Regions from separate parts of the Mus musculus genome. Here region 2 is linked to region 1. A link is a contact called in ENCODE Hi-C or POLR2A ChIA-PET data. All regions are on one chromosome and are shown on one strand. Each heading gives the region's core, a stretch centred on a gene start or an enhancer-like site at or near the end of the contact. The rest is flanking DNA. Distances are from core to core; before and after follow the strand shown.

What was found. Hi-C counts contacts between places; a loop is a spot of excess contacts on that map. ChIA-PET counts read pairs that join two places held with the same protein, here RNA polymerase II (POLR2A).
Region 2: a loop to region 1 is called in a map of left cerebral cortex, with 2.5 times the contacts of the local background. The contact joins the enhancer-like site here to the promoter of Tcf7l2 in region 1. A Hi-C loop is called at or near these places in 2 of 37 maps with a recorded cell type or tissue (both left cerebral cortex). POLR2A ChIA-PET finds 5 or more read pairs at or near these places in 1 of 5 experiments (embryonic stem cell).

The regions. Positions count from the first base shown.
Region 1 is chr19:55,740,538-55,743,081 of GRCm38, forward strand. It overlaps Tcf7l2 (transcription factor 7 like 2, T cell specific, HMG box), which reads left to right and starts at 1,273. Exons shown (of 15, transcript NM_001331146.1): 1 at 1,273-1,993; 2 at 2,239-2,305; 3 at 2,536-2,544. The coding sequence starts at 1,805. It overlaps Gm31734 (predicted gene, 31734), which reads right to left. Exons shown (of 3, transcript NR_168128.1): 2 at 1,672-2,055; 3 at 1-153.
Region 2 is chr19:55,836,703-55,839,246 of GRCm38, forward strand. The region is part of intron 5 of Tcf7l2 (transcription factor 7 like 2, T cell specific, HMG box); the gene reads left to right. Among named protein-coding and RNA genes, the nearest start is that of Gm31734, 95 kb to the left of the region's middle. Within about 2 kb of position 1,274, at least 2 of the 3 ENCODE cell types and tissues checked have a DNase peak (open chromatin) inside an H3K27ac peak, as active enhancers do.

The DNA of each region.
Region 1 (2,544 bases), core at 23-2,522:
GGGGAGGGTGGGTTAATTTAATACGTGGTGGACCTCAGGATAACATCACACCTAATGGCAGTTGCCAGTCCCCACTGACTCATTCTTTCTGATTTCTTTTTTCTTTGCTTCCTCTTGCCCGTTGGACGTCCCAGTCCACTTCTCATTGGTTATCTGCAAGGGAAAGGCTCTTCTGAGTCTACCAGACAGAAACACGGTTTGGGGATCCACCTTTCTCCTTTAACATAATTTTCTCCACCACCTCATAGCAAATCGGTTTGCCCTCACTGGAGCCTAATAACCAACAAACACCCATCTCAACTCCCAGGCTGCCCACCTCTTCCCAAGGGCTTCTGGGCCAGCTTTGGTGACTTTCTCCTGTCAGGGCCCTCAGCATCTAGAGCCTTAGGGCATTTCATCTCAGTCCCCTTTGGAGAAAAACTCCAGCTCTACTCATCCCCAGGGCTTGGTGAACTTTCACTTTTATTTTTCCCTGCAGCTGTTAACGCCCAAACATTTCACCTCCAAAGGACTTGGATCCTACATCACTTCCTACTTCCAACGTCAGTTAAAAAAATAAAAAAAAAACCTTTACATTTTCCTTAAGGATATTTTTAATACCCCAGACAATTTGTTTTCTTGGATAAAACGCCTTCTTGGCATATTTAACCTAGTGGGACTTTACATTGAATGACATGATTCACTGTCATTAAACAAGCCAAGGGAGGGGAGCCTTACCCTCCCTGTAGATGGCCCAGCCTCTCTGCTTCCCCTGGTTCTCTCAGAGCAAGAGAGGTAAGCCTTCTTTTGGACCAGTCGTGTCTTTTCCCGCCCCAGTGCGGCCGACTTCATCGGGGACTTAACCACTGAGCACCCCGTCCTTGTGTCCCATAGTCCTCCCCTCCTGGACCCCATCTTCAGGACTTCTTGGCTAACACTTTTTCTGGGCCTCTCCCCATCCCCGCCCCCCAAGTGGGCTTTCCTTCCGCCTTCCCCGGCTCAGATTCCGGACTGGGTTGCCACCCCCTTCCCCTCCTCTCCCGGTCCGCATTGTCTTTCGGAACCCGCCCCCTCCAGGAGCGAGGCCCGCACCGTCCGGGCGCCCGGCTCGCACGCTGAGCACAGGCCGCACCCCGCGCGCCTCCCGCGGCCCCGGCCCGCCCCGCTCCCTCTCCCGGCGCCCAAAGGATCATTGTTGGCCGCCCCCGCCCCGCCCACCCCGGCTGTTTATTTATGCACACGTCACCGGGGAGGCCCCGCCCCCTGGCATCTCATTAAGGCGAGTGTGTTCCTCTCGCCCTGTCAATAATCTCCGCTCCCAGACTACTCCGTTCCTCCGGATTTCGATCCCCCTTTTTCTATCTGTCAATCAGCGCCGCCTTTGAACTGAAAAGCTCAGTCTAACTTCAACTCACTCAAATCCGAGCGGCACGAGATCCTTCGGTGTCTTCGGCTTCCCCCCCCTTTGCTCTTATATCTGACTTCTTCTTGTTGTTGTTGTTGTTTTTTTTACCCCCTTTTTTATTTATTATTATTTTTTTTTTTTGCACATTGATCGGATCCTTGGGAACGAGAGAAAAAAAGAAACCCAAACTCACGCGTGCAGAAGATCTCCCCCCTTCCCCTCCCCTCCTCCCTCTTTTCCCCTCCCCAGGAGAGAAAGACCCCAAAGCAGGAAAAAAAAAAGTTAACCTTGGACTCGTCTTTTTCTTGCAGTATTTTTTTGGGGGGGACTCGCAAAACTTTTTTTTTTTTTTTTTTTTTTTTTTTGCTTTTTTTCCTCCTTCATTTTTCTTCCAAAATTGCTGCTGCTGGTGGGTGAAAAATGCCGCAGCTGAACGGCGGTGGAGGAGATGACCTAGGCGCTAACGACGAGCTGATCTCCTTCAAAGACGAAGGCGAGCAGGAGGAGAAGAACTCGGAAAACTCCTCGGCGGAAAGGGATTTAGCCGATGTCAAGTCCTCGCTGGTCAATGAATCAGAGACGAATCAAAACAGCTCCTCCGATTCCGAGGTAGGAAGAGCCCCTCGGGCTGGCGGGTGGCTCCAGCCGGTTCCAGGGCCGGGAGAGCGGGGCTGGAAGGCGAGCGAGGCGAGGCGGGTCGGGCTTGCGGGCGGCGCGGACGGTGGCCCGGGCTGCTGGCTGCGAAAACTTGTAACCGTGTTTTTCTGCACCCCTTTCTCCGCCGACCCTCCCTTCCCGCACCCCCTCGGCGCGGCTATCGCCCCTCGCCCTCCCCACCTCGCCCCTCCGGGAAGGCGGAAAGACGGCCTCCGCCTCGCTCCGAAAGTTTCCGAGATAAATCCCGGGAAAGTTTGGAAGAAGGTGAGTGCGCCCCGCGCGCCCCCAAAACCGCGCGGTTGCGTTCCCCCTCCCCGGGGTCGGCCTGGCGGGTGCCCTCGCCCCACTCCCCACCCACCCTACCCGAGTTCCCGCGCCGGCCGGGCCCCGGGGACGCGCGCGGGCCCTCGGGGGGACACTTGCTAAAAAGTTTCTCCCGCTCTCTCCCGCGCCGCGCGGCCGCCGCCGTCCCCTCCGCCGCCCCGCCATGTTAGCGGCCAAGA
Region 2 (2,544 bases), core at 24-2,523, 96 kb after region 1:
GCTGGGCTGGAAAGAAGAGAGAAGAGAGGTGCACAAGGCTGGGTGGAAAAGGTGGCTTTCTACGGTTGGTTTGGGTAAAGTCACCCAGGCAGCTCGGACTTCCTTTCTGTGGTGCTCCAGGGCAGTAGTAGCCCCAACCCCATCTGCAGGCTTCCTGGCCAGTTTGTGACAAAAAGCCGTGTCTCTGATTCAAATAATGAGGGGATCCAGGGAGGTAGGAGTCCCATTTTCAGGAATCTCATTTCCTGTGTGGAACTCATGCTTTTGGGCGTGTGTGTGTGTGTGTGTGTGTGTGTGTGTGTGTGTGTATAGCTGTCTGTCTGTGTGTGCCTGTATGTATACACCGGTGTGTTGTGTGTTCACTGTATGTGGCACAACTGTGTATGTACCTGTGTATGTATATGTACACCTGTGTCCTCACCTGCATGTTCACCTGGGTGTGTATGTGTGTGTGCCCACTGTGAGGCACAACTGTGTATGCACCTGTGTACCCATGTATGTGTATATACACCTGTGTGTGCAGCTGCGTGTGCACTTGTGTGTGTGTGCCCACTGTGTGGCACAATTGTGTGTGTATCTGTGTATGAATATATACACCTGTTTGTGTACACCTGTGTGTGTGTGTGTGTGTATGTGTGTGCCCAGGTGAGAGTACCTCTGTGCTCCTGAGTGTATGCACACTCCTGCACTTCTTCCCATTGGTAGCCTTGGGCCAATGGCAAAGAGTGTCTATGTGCAGAATGGCGGGGCTGCCTTTTTGATGCCTACGCTGCTTGCAGGAGTGAAAGCTGGTGATGTCACTCCTCAGAGAAGAAGCAGGCTCACTGTTGAGTAGGCTGTCATAAAGCAGGCCCCAAGTCCACAAAACCCACCCTTGTCAGTGCCCATATCTATTAAGGATGGTAGTGGGGGATCTTTGGGCTGTAGTTTCAGCAGTGCATCAGGCAGTGGCCTGGACTGGGAAGAAATAATGTTTTTGAGCCTAAAGTTTGGCTGTTTTGAAGACTCTCTGGATTTTGAAATGTTTTCCGCTTCCCAGACCTTGAGCCTGAGTTCATCGTTGGTCCCGACTTACCTATATCCAATTTAGAGGCTTTTTTTTTTTTTTTTTTTTTTTTTTTTTTTTTGAGAATCTGTTAAAAACACCCTGGCTTTCAAGGCTGGGCCACTTGTCTGGCCTTCTCCTCCCACCCACCCAACCACTCCCACCCGTTTTGACCAAACCATGCAAACACTGGTATTCAAAAATATTTTGTTACTTTTCTTGGCAAAGGATTCCAAGAAGGAATTGCAACACAGTCTCGGAGTTAGGAGGCAACTTTCTGGGGTAAAAGGCGGGGTGCAGGGGAGGGGAAGTTTGGGGTTTGAATCAAAAACAGACTCTGAAGCTTTAAAACAAGCGAAGCAGAGCCCTTTCAGCTCCCGAGCCTTCGGTAGTGTGGGTCAGGCTTTAACGTGCCCAGTGGAAACTGACAGTCTGAGAACTGGGGCATAAACAAAAATGTCGTCCCTGGGAGTCTTGTTCACTGGACAATGTCTCAATTGTTCCTTTGCTTTCCAAGGCAGCGGGGGAGAGTGGAATATTAACTGTTTACTGTCCGAGGCTGGCTAGGGAACTGCTTAGAGAGAGTAAGATGGAAAGATAGAACTGCATTAAAAACGAAAAGAGAAGAAACTATTAAAAATGCCAGTAAATGACATGTCAATTGTAGATTGTTTTATGTGCCATCCACCTCTGTCCCGGGCACTCTTTGGGGTTTATGTGTATGAGCCAAGCAATAGCTTGGCATTGTTTCTTAAATCTGCATGGTAGCTTTGCACAACATCAGCTTTCAGAGATTGCTGCCTGTAGGTACCTGCTGCAGTGGCTATGAGGGTGGGGTTTAGGGAAGGAAGTATGATTTGTGATAACAATTTAAATTTTAGCTTTCAGTTGGTTAAGTCTTGTTAGCCTTTGCTGTTCCTAAAAACTGATTCAGTGGACTTAATAACACTCCCCCACCCCCAGATCAAGTGGTTGGGATTTTCAAAAACAAAACTAAAGATTCAGGCTCCCTTGTAAAAATACACTTAGTGCTTAATAAAGGGAGAAAAGTAACTTTGTCTTGGAGGAGGTTGGAGGCACAAAGGGAGGCCAGCGTTCTATTCACACTTGAACTTAGTTGATTAGAGGAACAAACAGCCCAGCCTGCTGTATCGGCCTTTATCTGGGCAAAGTTCAAAACTCAACTGGTAATTATGTCTTAGAAGCTTTGAAAGGGCTGTTGTTTCCAAAGCAGAGACCAGACTTACTTCTTCAGGACCGAAAAGCGCTTGGGTTGTTTGTTAGATAAACTCATTTTAATAAATAGGGGTCAGGGGAGAGGTTGGCCATCTTGGAAGAGTTGGGCTCTGCCTGATAAAGGGCTGTCTTCTCTTGGGGGAACTGGAGGCTTTCTCTCTGTTTAACTTTTCCACAAGAATTTTGCAGGCAGCTAAAGTGAGCTTTGGCATCTGCTTCCTGTCAGACAGGAAGTCACTTCGTTCGCCAAAATTACAAGCTAT